Linked DNA regions of Homo sapiens: region 2 is linked to region 1. A link is a loop called in an ENCODE intact Hi-C map of the cell type or tissue named here. Cell type or tissue: Calu3. All regions are shown on one strand.

Evidence for each region. Hi-C counts contacts between places; a loop is a spot of excess contacts. Peaks named below come from ENCODE experiments on the same cell type or tissue, not always from the same donor. Only the 100,000 strongest peaks of a DNase experiment are listed, where the experiment ranks them.
Region 2: a loop joins it to region 1, with 2.3 times the contacts of the local background. A loop is called at or near these places in 3 of 110 quality-filtered maps.

What each region holds. Positions count from the first base shown.
Region 1 is chr18:40,156,570-40,164,569 of GRCh38, reverse strand. No RefSeq gene overlaps it. Among named protein-coding and RNA genes, the nearest start is that of LINC01477, 94 kb to the right of the region's middle. In Calu3, a CTCF peak has its summit at 4,942 (motif pointing right); a DNase peak (open chromatin) is centred at 4,999.
Region 2 is chr18:39,941,801-39,949,800 of GRCh38, reverse strand. No RefSeq gene overlaps it. Among named protein-coding and RNA genes, the nearest start is that of LINC01901, 21 kb to the right of the region's middle. In Calu3, no CTCF peak of the experiment used is centred here; a DNase peak (open chromatin) is centred at 3,100.

The sequences.
Region 1 (8,000 bases):
CTATCTATCTATCTCTATCATATGTCATCTATCTGTTAACAAATCTATCTCAATTAAAATTCAGAATGAGATATTGTGAGATTGAGATATGTATGAGTATATTTATTTCAATTGATAAAGTTAAATTCTTTCAACAAAAAGATGACATAGTATAAAAATGATAAATTATTAAGGAATTTCCTGTCATCTACTGTTTTAATAATGATGGTCACTTTCAAATCATAGTATTTAGCTTCCATTGTATACACTTAATAGAATAATTTAACAATTTTATATTTAAATGTCAACATTTATAATGTATTTATTTTGTATCCTTGTGTCATAAGTTTATGATAAAAACTTTTAGATGTCAAGTTAAAAATATGTTAGAGGGTAAATAGTTTTTCAAAAGTCTTTTTGTGGTACATGAACAAAGACGTTCATGGACACCTGCCATAATTGTTTACTAGAATTCTAAAAGAGCACACAAAACTCTTAGAAAACATCCTTTCTGCTTTACTCCATAGAACTAAACATTTATACGTGTGTTTAACATCAACACATGTTTTCTTTAAAAATGTTGCCTAAGTTAAATACACAATGAAATTATTATAGTGCAATTACACCCTGGGAAGTTATTAGGAACTGCATGTTAAGATAAATTTCTATTTTCTCTATAATTGCCCTGGTCAGAGACCTGTACCTGGAAATTAATGTAAGAAAGTGCATTCTATTGTATGCCAAAGAGGAGCTCCATAGAAGTCTTTAGGAAAAGAAAGTCTACAGGTTTGATTGTCTTGATAGACACTCTATTTTTGGTAAGCCATAAATATAGTGTCTTTTGGTATTCATTGTCATTAAATTCTTTCAAAATATGTTGAAACCCTTTAGGATTCCCAGTTGTGTGTTGGACTTGTTCTTCACAAACCCATTGTCACTCAACACAGCATTAGAGAAGCTGCCTATAGCTTCTAAAAGATGTCTAGCACAGAATGCCCTGTCTAACTTCTCTGCCTTAATTGAGTAATTCCCTCTTTTGTGTTCAAACCATCAATCATTCTAAAACTTTTGTCAGAGCCCAACTGTTCTTATAAGACTGCTTCATTCATGTCATTATCTGAAATTCTATCATACTTCTTCATAGAACTGTACTGTTTGCCACTTCATTGCATCATACTTTTATAAAAGGTTATACTTGAGCCTTCCCCTAAAGAAGAGACTGCATAAATAAGAGACTATTTCAGGTATTTTGGAATGTTTTCTATCTTTCATGATATTTAAGGCACTAGACATTTCACAAATTCTTCATAGTGGGCTGCTTGATGCTATTTGCCATATTTCTTCTCTGAAACCTAGTCCTAAGACATTATAACATTTCCCCTTTACTTGGTACCAAAAACTTATTAAAAACAAATTATTTCAAATAAAATTACTATAGATAATAATTCATGTCTACTGTTCATTAATAGCCTGGTTTTCAGAAAGCTACTTTCAGTCTAAATAATGTAATTATAATTGCTTCAAACTGAAAGTGGTGTGGCACAAAACCAAGTCTAACGCCCTCATTTTTTAGCTGAATTAAAGGCCTTTTTGATTCAAATTTCCAACCACATAGCAAGTTAGTTAAATCTAGATTTAAGACTAGAACTCAGGCTCCTGATTTCTGATCAAGTGTTCTTGGTTTAATAACATAATGCCTTTCAGACCGTAACCCAGAGCTGCTTTTTTGATGAACATGCTCTTAAACATATACACTTTGCAATCACTCACTGGTTCCCTGCTTCCTTTCACTTCTCTGTGAGTAATAAAAAGTAGGCTATTGACTGGAGTTTGAAAACATCAATGCATCACAATGTTATTAATATAACACATACAGAACAAGTTTACAGTCACAACTTGGGAGAGTTGTGGTGGGTTTCTCCTTACTCTCTTTCCACTTTCCTTTCGCTGATGAAAGATCTTTAGTAACAAACTGAGACACTATCCCTTTATGTAAGATCTTTACTTTGAAAGATATAACCATCTTTCTTAAAGAAAACACTGTATTTTAGACCAAGAGAGCATCAATCAAAACAAAGTGACAAATTCCATATTGTAATGGTTATGGCAGTACAATTATTTAATAGTTGAAATAATTGGCCAAGTATACTGGCTCACGCCTGTAATTCCAACACTTTGGGAGGCCTAGGTGGGTAGGTCAAGAGGTCAGGAGTTCGAGACCAGCCTGGCCAACATGGTGAAACCCTATCTCTACTAAAAATACAAAAATTAGCTGGGTATGGTGGCAGGTACCTGTAGTCTCAGCTACTTGGGAGGCTGAGACAGGAGAATCCCTTGAACCCTGGAGGCAGAGGTTGCAGTGAGCCAAGATTGAGCCATTGAACTCCAGACTGGGTGACAAGAGTGAAACTCTGCCTCAAAATAAAAGAAAAAAGAATAGAAAAAGAAATAATCAGAGTGTTTTTTATTACTGATAATAATATACAGAGTTACAAAAGAAGAATTATGACATTCAAAGGAATTCTAATGTAAAAAGATTGAAAAAAAGTTGTGATTCAATGAAAGTGTAAAATTCTAGACTAATTTTAACCAAGAACTTGGAGTGGCCAGGCATACCCTTAGCAATCAAGTATAGCGGCATAGTGCAAGAAATGAAGGGAATTCAGTATACAGTACCAACCGCAAGATATTAAGTAGGGGTAGATTAGACTAAGTAGGTGGCAGGGCTTTGGCTCTTACGGAATCTGGAGTAATTCTGCTGGATGCATGCTAGTTTCTAAAGATGACTTTTACTGCCCTTTTTAAAGTCGAGGCCAAGTTGTCTTTTCCTCACGTCTCTTCCCAGAAGCCTCAGGTAAACTTAGGGAGGGATGCAACAGTTCTAATCTGGGTTCTGGTCAGAATCGACTAGAGAAAATTAGAGGAGTGAATATGCCCTCTGAATATATTTTCCCGAATGCCTTCTTTAACAAACTTTAGGTGCTATGTTAGCACAATATTTGTTTGAATATGAAAATAATTTAGAAGAATCAAGTAAAGCAAGAATGTGAGACATGCTAGAAAGGTCATCAAAATGTGGCACCCTTTTATCATCTTCTTGCTTCCCATCAACTGATGACACAGGCTTCACACTCAGATTTGCTCTCCTCCACCTTCTTTTTATGAATGTTGGACCTTAGCAAAGTTTCTAATGTAAAAGGAAAGCTAAATCATCTTCCAAGTCAATGATTCCAATAGGAGTTTTTTTTAATAACTTGTTCATGTTCTCACCTGCCCAGAAATGTAACATTCCCTAGAGAAAGTGGAAAGACTGTTTTATTAGCTGTTTACAAGTCTTATTAGAGCAATTTAATGAAAATTCTATAAAAAACAAAAACATAAGGGGCAGAAAATATGGAAATGTTTACCCAAACTCAGATTTGAACAAATAAACAGAATAGCTTTAGTGTAATAATAAGAAAGAATTTTTCCTATAGCAGTGGCCAACCCAGTGGCATAATGGCACAGAAAAATAAAACACACTTTGGTGGCCTTTCTTAAAGGCAACTTCTCACTTATTTTATTTTTTTAACCTTTTCTCAAGGGTCTTTCACTCAATGCTCATATTTAGTGTCAAGAATTTTGACCATAAAAAAGGCTCAGAGAACACAGAGCTTCATTTGGGGGTATATTATTTTTTCTTTTGAGAAAATTGAGATTTATTTTAAAAAATAGGAAAAAAAGAAGTCCAAACCAAGGTACAAAGGCAAAGGTTTACAAAGAAAATACGCATTTTATACACTGGGAACCAATTTAATAAACAACCTCTCCCTGCTAGCTTGTGATTAAACTAAATTGCCAGCCTAAAATTTTCTGTGCAGAATTTCAAATGTCAACACATTATATTGCGATTCCTCTTAATTTCTCACAAAGAAAATGCAAAATGAATTCATTATGCTGGAGTAAGTGGAAAAAATGATGAGTTTCTCCAGAAGAGTATGCAATGGGGAGAGATTGGGCAAGACGATTATATTGAGATATTTGAATAGCTGGCCATTAGCAAGAGCATCCCCATTACTCTGCTGATAATTATATCTCTTCTGCTATGACTTCCCAGTAGAATAGTAGAATGTTCCCAGTGCTGGAGATAATGAAAAATACCATTCAGGTGGTACATATATGCCAGGAATAGAATGCAGTATTTCTTTCCTTTCTGGTTTTTGCTCTGCCTTAGCCCCATCAAATCCAATTCCCTGTATCTTGTCACTCTAAGGGCACACAGCTACACAATATATGTTAATATGTGTTTGGTTGTTCTTTGTTGTGTACAGGAAAAATAAATGGATCTTGAAAATGGAGATGGCAATGGAATATCATTCTTCCAACATAATTATCTCCTGTGTTTAGAAAGCCTGGTGTTTTGCTGAGTACATTTCTGTTAGCTATTATGTAAATGACTTTCAAAACCCGCTATAGTTCAGAGTGAAGGCTATGGATGGGATCTTATAAGGATAAAACTCTTTTTTTTCTCTGTAAGAAAGGAAAAGTGGTTGCATATTCTTTTAATTAATCCATCACTTTACAGACACTTTTCATTTTAGCAATCAAGTGCAATTATACAAACAAAAAGGGATAAAAAAATGAGATCAAACAATAACACCCATTCATCTCCAATAACAATTTCCCTCCCTCTCTCCTCTTTACTTTTTTTTCTCTGTTTTTCTCATTTGAACATTTCATACAATCTCTCATGTGTTATTGCCACCTTATCATCGTGTGGCATTTTTATTGCTCTTTATTTTCGGTTTGGGGAAATCTTGCTGGGTACTGTATGTCTTCACAAATTCATTAATTTTACAGAAAACTCAATTTGCATCCCCCCCCTTTGCTCTATCACTGCTATTTTTAATTCTGGATCCTTTCTTGAGAGTTTCATTTTAAAATTATATACATATGAGAAGAAAAGTTCCATCCAAACAGCTTACATTTGCATCCTGTAGAGGGCAGTGAAACGTTACATTGGTTTTACCCTCCATAAGGGTTGAATTGAGAACTGCTCGTTTTTCCATATTTTGGCACTCACTGGAGAACAGGACAAAAGAGCAGCTAAATTACCCGAGGGTACCTTTTTTTCTATTGAGATTGTATTTGCATTTAGAGTCAGAGAGGTGTACTTTATTATGTGAGTGCTTTCTAGTTAAAATATTTACCTGGAAATTTATTCAGAATGCAAAAGGTTGCAATGTGTATTGACAAGTGGCTATGACTCAAACCACAGGAAATGAAATATGTGTATTCATGGGGTCAGCTTTAGGATTCATACTCAATATTCAGTTAATATCTAATTGTAGTCAAAAAGACTGGTTTATATAGTCCATGATTAATGATAATTTCATTGTAAAATGAACCACTTTTAGTCTGGAAAATTTAATTCATAAATTGTACCTTGAAAAAGGCAATCACAGGAAAAAAATCACATTCACTTAAAATTTGCATGTTTTATCATCATATAATCATTAGTTTGTAACTAAGTGTAATGGTGAACATTATCTTTTAAAACTTATTAAATTATTTTTACATATTTTAGAAAATGCCTAATTTCCCCCCAAATTTAAGATATGTTAGCTTATTGATATCTAAATGAATCACATTTAAATTTAATGTAAGCCAAAATACATGGGTGTGTGTAATATATGTAGTATGTGTACTATTGGTTGATTGTAATGGCATATAGCCAATATATTACACATTCTAGGTATCCTAATTTTCATAACAGTCTTATTAATTCTGTAATAGACCTATAGAATATTTTGTACTCAATATGCAATGAAAATATGTCATGAAATATTTCAATACTTTCACCATACTGTATGATCAAATCAGTGTTATTTGTGATTGATTAAAACCTGTATACCACACCCTAATATTTATTTGGACACAACCCCTAACTTTTAATAAGGATATCTGTAACAAGACACTGTTATTTAGCATTACCCTGAGTGAATTCCCTTTGTTTCCTCCTGTTTTAATCTTCCTTTCTCTCTCCCAATGACTTTCCATTACATTTCCAAACTATTTTCTTTTTTCTTTGAGATGGCAAAACCTATATGATCAAGGTCTCTACTGCTGGTGCCTAAATACTTCCAAGTTTCCTTGTCATGTGTATGTTTTTCTTTTTTCTCTTTCTTGTTTATCTTTCATCTCTTTTTCTTTGACTATTCACATTCATTTCTTTCCAGATTCTTACCAGCTAATCCTCCTCTTGCTTTTCCAAAATTAAATTTACTAAGTTCAACTGGTCCTGGCCAGGGTAAATTTGCTCACAGTCAGAGGGGTACTATATCCCCCTTAAGAGCAAGTCCTGTCTGGGAGGTTGTCTTTCCTATTCTAATCTCTGTTTTGTGTAAAACCTTTCTAATTTTATTAGTTTAGGATAATCTAATATTGGCTTTTCTAATCATTTGTCTACTTTTTAACAAATAATTTCTTTTTCCAAGTTTTTGAGTCAAAATTGTATGTCAACTTAAAATTAGTAATACTGTTACTCTTAGCCTACTGTTGATTTCCATTGTAACTGTGCTAGCTTAGATTCACATTCTGCTATGAAGGTTTATACCCAAGGGTGCCCTTTGCCTCCAAATTTTTCCTATGATATGGGAGCCCATTCAGCCTGTAAGGGCAAGGGTACCTCTTCCAGGGTAACCATCACTAATAGGTATATAAAAAGTCTCACCTCCTGTGTAAACTAGTTCAACCATTGTGGAAGATAGTGTGGCAATTCGTCAAGGATCTACAACTAGAAACACCATTTGACCCAGCAATCCCATTACTGGGTATGTACCCAAAGGATTATAAATTATGCTACTATAAAGACACATGCACACGTATGTTTATTGCGGCACTATTCACAATAGCAAACGTGGAACCAACCCAAATGTCCATCAATGATAGACTGGATTAAGAAAATGTGGCACATATACACCATGGAATACTATGCAGCTATAAAAAAGGATGAGTTCATGTCCTTTGTAGGGACATGGATGAAGCTGGAAACCATCATTCTCAGCAAACTATCACAAGGACAGAAAACCAAACACCGCGTGATCTCACTCATAGCTGGGAATTGAACAATGAGAACACATGGACCCAGGGCGGGGAACATCACACACTGGGGCCTGTCATGGGGTAGGGGGAAGGGGGAAGAATAGCATTAAGAGAAATACCTAACATAAATGACGAGTTGGGTGCAGCACACCAACATGGCACATGTATACATATGTAACAAACCTTCACGTTGTCGTTGAGCACATGTACCCTAGAACTTAAAGTATAATTGAAAAAAAAAGTAAAACAAAAAACAGACAAAAAAACTCCCACCTCCTATCGTTCAAGGGGCAAAAATTTAGGAACTATACTGTATGTTTTACAGGTGGTCCCAGCCCCTGTGGTTCATAATGGTCAACTTAAAAGCACTAATCCACTTGCATTGGCTTTCCCACTGTCCTTGACTAATGATCCCTGATTCTTTACTCTTACTCCCTGGGTTATCTACTAAATGAACCACTTGAACAAAGGTCCTTCCTTGACTGAGGCACTACTTTATAGGAAACACAAGTTAAGATGCTCATCTTAAAATACAAGCAACATAACACATGATGATAATACGAGATGGTTGACATGTTTACATAGCTCTCAGTATAAATTTAGGGGATAGGAGCGCAGTTTTGATATGTGGATATACTGTGTAACAGTGAAGTCTAGGCTTTTAGCTTAGCCATCACACAATTAGATATTATACAAATTTGACTTACTGGATGCATTACATTTGAGACACAGCATGACATTTGATACCTTGATTTTCTAAGTTGTATCAATTTGTATACAGACTTAATAGTTGTCATAAAACAGAATTCTAAAATTCGGGCTTATATAAATATCATTTTAGCCAGTTGTACAGTGACAAAAATTATAAATGCCAATTTGTAAAATAACAGTAAAAGTTTATTTCATACCTCAAATTCTAAGATTAAAAAAAATCAATC
Region 2 (8,000 bases), 210 kb after region 1:
CTCTTTGAAGTCACCTCTGGGGGCAAAGACAGGATGTACTTTTTCCCAAGATGCTCACCTCTGGTGAGGAAGGTTACCTGGCCCTGGTGGGAGAATCCACTGGGCATATTGGTGGAAGATCTCCAAACTGTTAAAAGATAAATTTCAAAAAGATGAGATAATGACTCTCTTATAGATGGAAAAATGAACATGTGTTAAATATTTGATGTTTCTCATATGAGAGAATCAGTCAGATGCTATAACTTGTTCAAAGAAAAAGTCAAAGAAAGCATAGATTTATACTAAATTACACATGGATGCAAAACTGTTTTTTCTAGGGCAGGAAAGAAGTCAATGAAAACTCTGTTGGAAAAGATAGTTTGCCAATTTATCAGTTACCTACAATTTACAAGAGGTACAAAATAGCCCAAAGATAATTAGCAAGGCTACAACTAGAGAGTTTATGAATGTGTGCTATGGGCACTGAAGCACAGCTCATATGTATCATTGTATAAAACTCACTTAGCTACTCAGTGTGGTGTAAGACTGTCACTGTTATCCCCATTTTATAGATAACAAAGTAAATAAGGTAAGAGCTCAGGGTAACAATTTACATTCAGGTGTTCAACCACAATGATTGATGTTTTTGTCCATTTTTACCAGGCATAAACCTGTACTATAACCTGCAGAGGATATAAAATAAGTAAAACTCTGGACTGATGAACTTTGCAAGTTTAAATAATGCAAATCATACGAACTTGCAAGAGAAAATATGTGAATCTAGTGACAATGTTTAAGAGCTCAAAGAGAGGTATGATCACTTAAAATCCAAATGCAACTTTTATCTAAGCATGAGTGTTCAGGATAAAAAGTCTTCAATTTATTTAATAAATTTGCTTTCATAACAGAAATAAAAACCAACACAATTTTTTCATATGCATACCATCTTACTCTGCTGTCAACATTAGCTTGATTTTTATTTTTGGCCCAGGCATTTATCCAGTCAAAGAAAAGGACATTTGACTGTAACTAGCCAGAAATGTGGGGCAGTCATGGCTGCATATTCAGTTATTTCAGAAAACAGCAGTTGCCTCCTGTGTCAGACTGAAACACCTTCAGTTGAACATCTTCAGTTTGACCCTAAGTCAACTCCTCCTATATCAGGTCATGCAGTAATAGGGGCTGTTTGACTAAGAGGTCATTGAAACTGGCATCAACCAGGAAACAATTCTTGAAGAAGAACAAACAGTAATCTGGAGAAAGACTTTGAAATGGAGATTGTGCTAGATGTTAAGGTAAACTTGAATTGTCAATGAGCTGGCCTCTCAGTGGCTGTCTTTCTCTAAAAACAAAACCTGCATCTCTGTGTTCTCTAAACAAGACTGTTTTCTGTGCTTCTTATAGATTTTTGTATTCAGATATTCTGGGGTTATCATCACAAAAAATGGAAACAAGGAAGTAAACTGAGACCGAATTGCAAATTACATTTTTAAAAGGCTTACAGTAAAAGAATGCAATAAATGGAAACTGTGATGAAAGTGAGAAGGTAGACCAGCAAAAATGAAGGCAAACATATCCAAGACCAACTGAGCCCTCCAACAGTGAGAATGGTACTTAGTTTCCCTCTTCACATTACTCATTTCCAATTCCTCTTCTTCCATCTTCTGTGGGCTTTCTCTTTGTAGTTTCAATATGGCTGTCAATAGCTCCCAGGCATAGGTGCTTTCTTGTATCTAGTTCAGGAAAAGTTGTGAAGTTTACTCTGTATGGAGCAGTTTGATCATGAGCATCCTCTGCATCACTTATTGTGACCATTGTGTTGGGATATGTTGATACATTAATCCAGTAACAACCAACTCTGGAGTTGGTAGTTAAGTAAAAGTGCCATCTAAACTTAGAGCACAATGATAAGATAAAGATGACTTTCCATAACAAGTATGGGGTCCTGTTTTCTTGGTGGAGAAACATTGGATTCTGGACAGATAGGAGCCCCATCCACCATCTTCTAAATTGATTTTGGAGAGCCATGCTGAGTGCAATCCTCACTTTCTTGTCATGAGGAGCCAGGAGCACCATTTCTGCTGTGACTGCACATGAGCCTATGTGAAATCAGTCAGTGCTTCTTTCTCTTTATCTGTCAAATGAAGGTAATGTTTACCTCATATGGTGAGAAAATACATAATCTGAAAATTTTTTTAAATAAAATTTCTATTTCCACACAAATGACTTTTTCAGGTTAAGATGTGGTTGCTTTCTTTCTTCAGCTCTCTTCTCTCAGTTCAAGTAAGGAGACAATGACTTGTATCAGTGTTACCACATTAAAAATAAAATAAATATTTTACCTGTCAACTCTATGCTGCCTCTTAATATATGTCAGAGAAGATCTGAGTGGGCTTGAAATGGCCCTGCCACCTGAAATAGAGCGTCTCTGGCCTCACAGGCTCTTCTGTCAATGAAATCCTGATGGTACTCTTGGAAGTGTCTCAGACATTCAGCAAAACTAAAGATTCAGGCTTTGATCATGGTGATCACTTATTGAAATTACATTCTTACAATTTGGTAGCACTTTTTGTCTACAAAACACTTAGTGAGTACTTAAAATATGGAATTAGACACATTTATAGGTTGCCACTATGCATACTCTCTTTTGGTTTGCCTGTGCATTCTTTTCTCTGAGTGTCCTGATAATACTTAATGTGTCACCAAATGAGTTTGATTGCTGACACAAAGCCTCAGAACTGACTACTGGCTTACCCTGCAGTTGTGCAGTGATGGCACATTAGGGGAATAAGAGTGATTCTGTCCTTTTCAAAGCTACTTCCTTCACTGTGGGGGAGAAATGAGCTGTAGTGCATCAGTTGGAAACTATGCTGATTATGGCTTATTTACAAGCAATGGACCTCCTAAAGCCAATATGGGTGACTCACACTATTAGGAAGAGAACATTGTGTAATGTACTGAAGATGCATCTTGGAAAATATTAGAAACATCTATGCAAAGATAAGCTCTGATAGGTCAGAAAAGGAGTTGCCAAGGCCAGCAATGAAGAGAGCCAAAAATAGGTTGAGAGAATCCTCTAACCTTTCAGCTTTCTGATGCTTACACCTGCCCTGCCAGGAAGCCCTGGTTCTGAGAGGATGACTCAGCCCTAAAAAATCTTGGGGAGTGCCAGTGTCACATATTTTACCTTCTCAGAACCAGAGGACAGCAAAATTAAAAAAAAAAAAATAGATCAGCTTCAATTAAAGACTTTTGGACAACAGTTTCTGTATAAAGGATAAATTTTTCTATCATTCAAACCCCAGATTATATAAATTGCTGGGTTTTTTTCTTTAAAAAAAATCTGAAAATACAGCCAGAAATATGATATGGAGGGCCGTGTCTACATAGAACTAGTTCATCATTCGGCCACAACTTGTCATTACAGCACAGAAATATGGAACTGATCAGAATTCCAAAAAATCTAGTTCAATTCTTTTTGTTTTTAGGTGAGGAAACTCAGGCCTGGAGAGAAAAAATGGTTTTAGAAAGTCACACAAACTTTAAATATAGTTTCTTTATATTTTAATACAGTTTGTTGAGTTGCTTCCAAATTGGATTATTTTATGTGAGAACTTCTTTAACATTTTGACCTACAAACGAAAACACTTGGATAAAATATATATTGCTAAAACATGTATTATGCACATGTCCATTCCTTCAAAAAGTAGTCAAGCCAGTTGTTTAACTTAAGTAACTTATTTAATACTTTAAAAACAGATAAATCAACTAAAATTCAGCCAGAAAGGAAAAACACAGTATATAATATTTTTAAATGTACCTAGCATAATTTTTTGACATTGTAATAAAAAGTGGGGTAAATGCCATTTCCTATTTAGGTGTAGATACAATCTTAATATCAGGTGCCTGTGGTTCTAAATCTTCACCATTCATCAGAATTACCTTGAAAACTTGTTAAAACACATAAGTTGGACCAATTCGAGGAGTTTCTGATTTGGTAGTTCCAGAGTGGGACCAGAATTTTCATTTCTAACAATTTTCCTGGTGATGCTGATGCTACTCCTTTGAATATCACACTTTGAACACTACTTGTGTTTGTGATATAAAATATAAAATTCTAACCCAGGAGTTAAAAAAAATGGATTCTAGGTTTAGCTCAGATAATATCTTGCCATGTGACTTTAAAAAAATGAACTGGATTTTTCTGATCAGTATTTTTTCAACTGAGAGGGGAGAAATTTAAATTGAGTCCAGTCTAATATACCGGAGTTGGCATTTTGCAGTAACGAGGGTATTAAGATACTTCAAACTTCACCCATGACTAGATTTAAATTCTTTGCTAAAAATCAACTCTTACCTCTTTTTTAAAAATCAATTTATGTAGTTGAAATCCCTGCTGATCCAAGATTTTTGCCATGGACTCAACCTACACTGATGTAGCTGTTGGTGCACACCCATATCTTAGCAGTCACCTCTACCCACAGAAGGCAGAGCACTAGGGAGCCCTGACAATCTCCGTCTGTGGGGCTGCTTTCTGGCCACAAGAGCATGTTCACACCAAGCACAGGGCAAGCTGGAAATGATGAAGAGTAAGTGCCTTGGAAATCTGATCTCAAACAATGACTAAGGCAAGTAAAAGGATAACTACACTGCTGCCTTGCACCTGGGTTGGGATATTTCAGAGTCACATTCTACGCTGGCCCCCCAAGTCCCCCAGTGGGATGGAGCTCCACTTGGCACAGTTATAACTGGCTTGATTGTGCATGTATATTGGCTTCTATTCTTTCTTTCCTCCCTGCTCCCTCCTGAAATCACCTCAAAAAATTAACTACTTTCACTTAAGTCCTTCTTATAGGATCAGATGCTTGAGAACACAAACCAGGGAATTGTTTGTTTGTATATTACCATGAATAACAATTCATTTTTATTCTTACTCTTGCTCAGTGTTAATTTAATACATACAGATTTGTTGATGTTAAAAAATTCTAGTAGTTTTGTGTTTCTAATCTACCCAATCTATGGCATTTCAAGTTGTAAGATTCTTGAAAAAAGGTAATTTTAGTGTCTCCTTTTTGGGCTTCATATTTAATGATCAACAAGCTTTATATCAGACAGTGATAGAATCACTAAGAAAAAGCTAATTTATTAAAAATTATTAGTTAATACATGTTTTAATCATAAAGTGTTTATATACAATGCACACTTTTGGTGATTTAAGTTTGGATTGCTTTATCTCACATTTAAACTCCAACCATAGTAAGCATACATTTATAATTATAGCTGGAATGGACCCTAGATTCATTTTTAAAACAGTCATCTCTCGATATATGAGGAAACCATATTCTATGGATTGAATGAGCTTCTGGGCAGGGAATTTGGGATTTAACTAGGAAGATAATTTGTAATGTAACTAGAATTTGTGACATTACTAGCGAATTTGTGACATGAATACGAAAAGTGTGATGTCCTAACTTCTAGGACATTTTTCTCACTGAGTTTCTAGAGAGTACAGCTGGGTTGGGATATTTCAGAGTCACATTCTACGCTGGCTCCCCAAGTCCCCCAGTGGGATGGAGCTCCACTTGGCACGGTTATAACTGGTTTGATTGTGCATGTCTATTGGCTTCTATTCTTTCTTTCCTCCCTGTTCCTTCCCGAAATCACCTCAAAAAATTAACTACTTTCACTTAAGTCCTTCTTACAGGATCAGATCCTTGAGAACACAAACCAGGGAACTGTTTGTTTGTATATTACCATGAATAACAATTCATTTTTATTCTTACTGTTGCTCAGTGCTAATTTAATACCTACAGATTTGTTAATGTTAAACAATTCTAGTAGTTTTATATTTCTAATGTACCTGATCTATGGCATTTCAAGTTGTAAGATTCTTGAAAAAAGATAATTTTAGTGTTAAAATTGGGCTTAAAGGATAAAGACCATTTCATTCCATTCTCCCTAATAACCAGAACTTTTTGAATGAAGAAGAAATCTCCTATACAGTATATCATTAACATCTAGAATGTCTGAAGGTTAAAACATATATAAGGACTTATATCCCAAATATAGCTACTTGAGTAAAAGGTGGTAGTGTTATGCCTTCTGGGCTAAACTCACAGAAAATTGAGGGAAGAATAGACTAAAACGCTAAAGCAGTTGATCAAAATGTTAAGAAGAGAAAACGTATTTACGGATAATATTAGGAGAGAGACTCTTATGGTGAAGATGGGAGGAGATATAAAAAAAAAAAAAAAGCACGCGGCTGGGCGCGGTGGCTCATGACTGTATTCCCAGCATTTTGGGAGGCCGAGGCAGACGGATCATGAAGTCAGATCGAGACTATCCTAGCCAACATGGTGAAACCCCATCTTTACCAAAAATACAAAAATTAGCTGGGCGTTGTGACAGGTGCCTGTAATCCCAGCTACTCGGGAGGCTGAGGCAGGAGAATCACTTGAACCTGGGAGGCAGAGGTTGCAGTGAGCCGAGATCATGCCACTGCACTCCAGCCTGCTGACAGAGCGAGACTCAGTCTCAAAAAAAAAAAAGCATGCAAGCTACATTTAATATTTACGAGAACCTTGGATACATCTGGATACATCTGAATAGTTTAAGGATGGTTAGGTTGTTTTGAAAATCTGTGTCCTAAAGAGTTTAAGCAATCAAATACCAAATTCTTGGGCTTAAAGGATAGCAAATAAGAAATGAAACAATTTGCTGTAAAATTGAAACTGAAACTGTTCCTCAAAGAGTAAGAAACTAATGACTAACATATTTTTGAGCTTGCAGGATAATCGATAAAGGAGACAGCACTGAAACTCCCTCCACTTGTGAGATCAAGATAAAACTGGCTGAAATAGGTTGAAACCAATATGGCTGACTGGAGCCTGTGCAAAGTGAGCTTACTAACATCACAATCTGAATTGCCACAGCATGCTTTATGCTAACTCCCCCTGAATTTGCACATGCAATCCATGAGGTAGCATAAAGAGATAACTGCGCATGCTCAAGGACTCTCCAGACCTCTCCTTTCCTTCCACAAATCACCTGCTAATCTCAGAATCCACCTCAGAAAATTTTCTAATAAAAAATATTGCCTTGAAGCCAGCACAGGCAGAAAGATTTGAGCTTGATTCCTATCTCTTTGTGAGTCAACTTGCAATAAAGAGCTGTTTTTTTTTTTTTTCGCCTCAAAATCTAGTGTCATAGTATTGGCTTCCAGTGCATTGGGCAGCAAGCCTCTTTTGCTAGGTGAGTTTCATGGTTTCTGTTCCACTTCATGATTAAAACATTAATATTACTCTTGTGTTTCGGAGTAAACCCAACTAATTTTTTAATTCAAAACTTTTGTGAAATATACCTGATAAAAGTTTATATTCTCTTCAATAGAAAAGCCCACAGCAGTATCACCCCCTAAAACATTGAAAACAAAAAGCATTACACATGCAGAGAAAAAAGGGAGAAATCTTTCAAACCATCAATTAACCAAAGAGTGAAGAAAAAATGTAGATGGCAGAAGCTCTAATAATTCTTCCAATATAGGTTCCAATGTAAGCCAATTGCAGGTAGAAAAACAACTATGGATATTAATTTTTGTTAGGATGTAATTTACACACAGTGAATGTCAGATTTCAAGCATAATGTCTAACAAATACGTGTAAGGGCATATCACATTTTTTGAACCCAAGAATCCTTCTAAGTCAACCTCCTCACCCTAGAAACAGCCGCTGACCTGATTTCTATCACCTAGATTAGTTTTGTTATTCTACAATCTCACTCAAATGGAATTGTACAATATTGACTCTTTTGTGTCCAGTTTCTCAACATAACACGTTTGTGTGCCTGTTGTTGAATATATCAGTAGTCTTTCCTTTTTTGCTATTGAGTAGTATGCCATTATATCAATATACCAGGAATTTTTCATCCATTCTTCTATCGACAGACATTTGTTTTCTATTTTTGTTTTTTTTAATGAAACTGCTATGAACACTGTTATACAAAGATCATTATAACCTTATGTT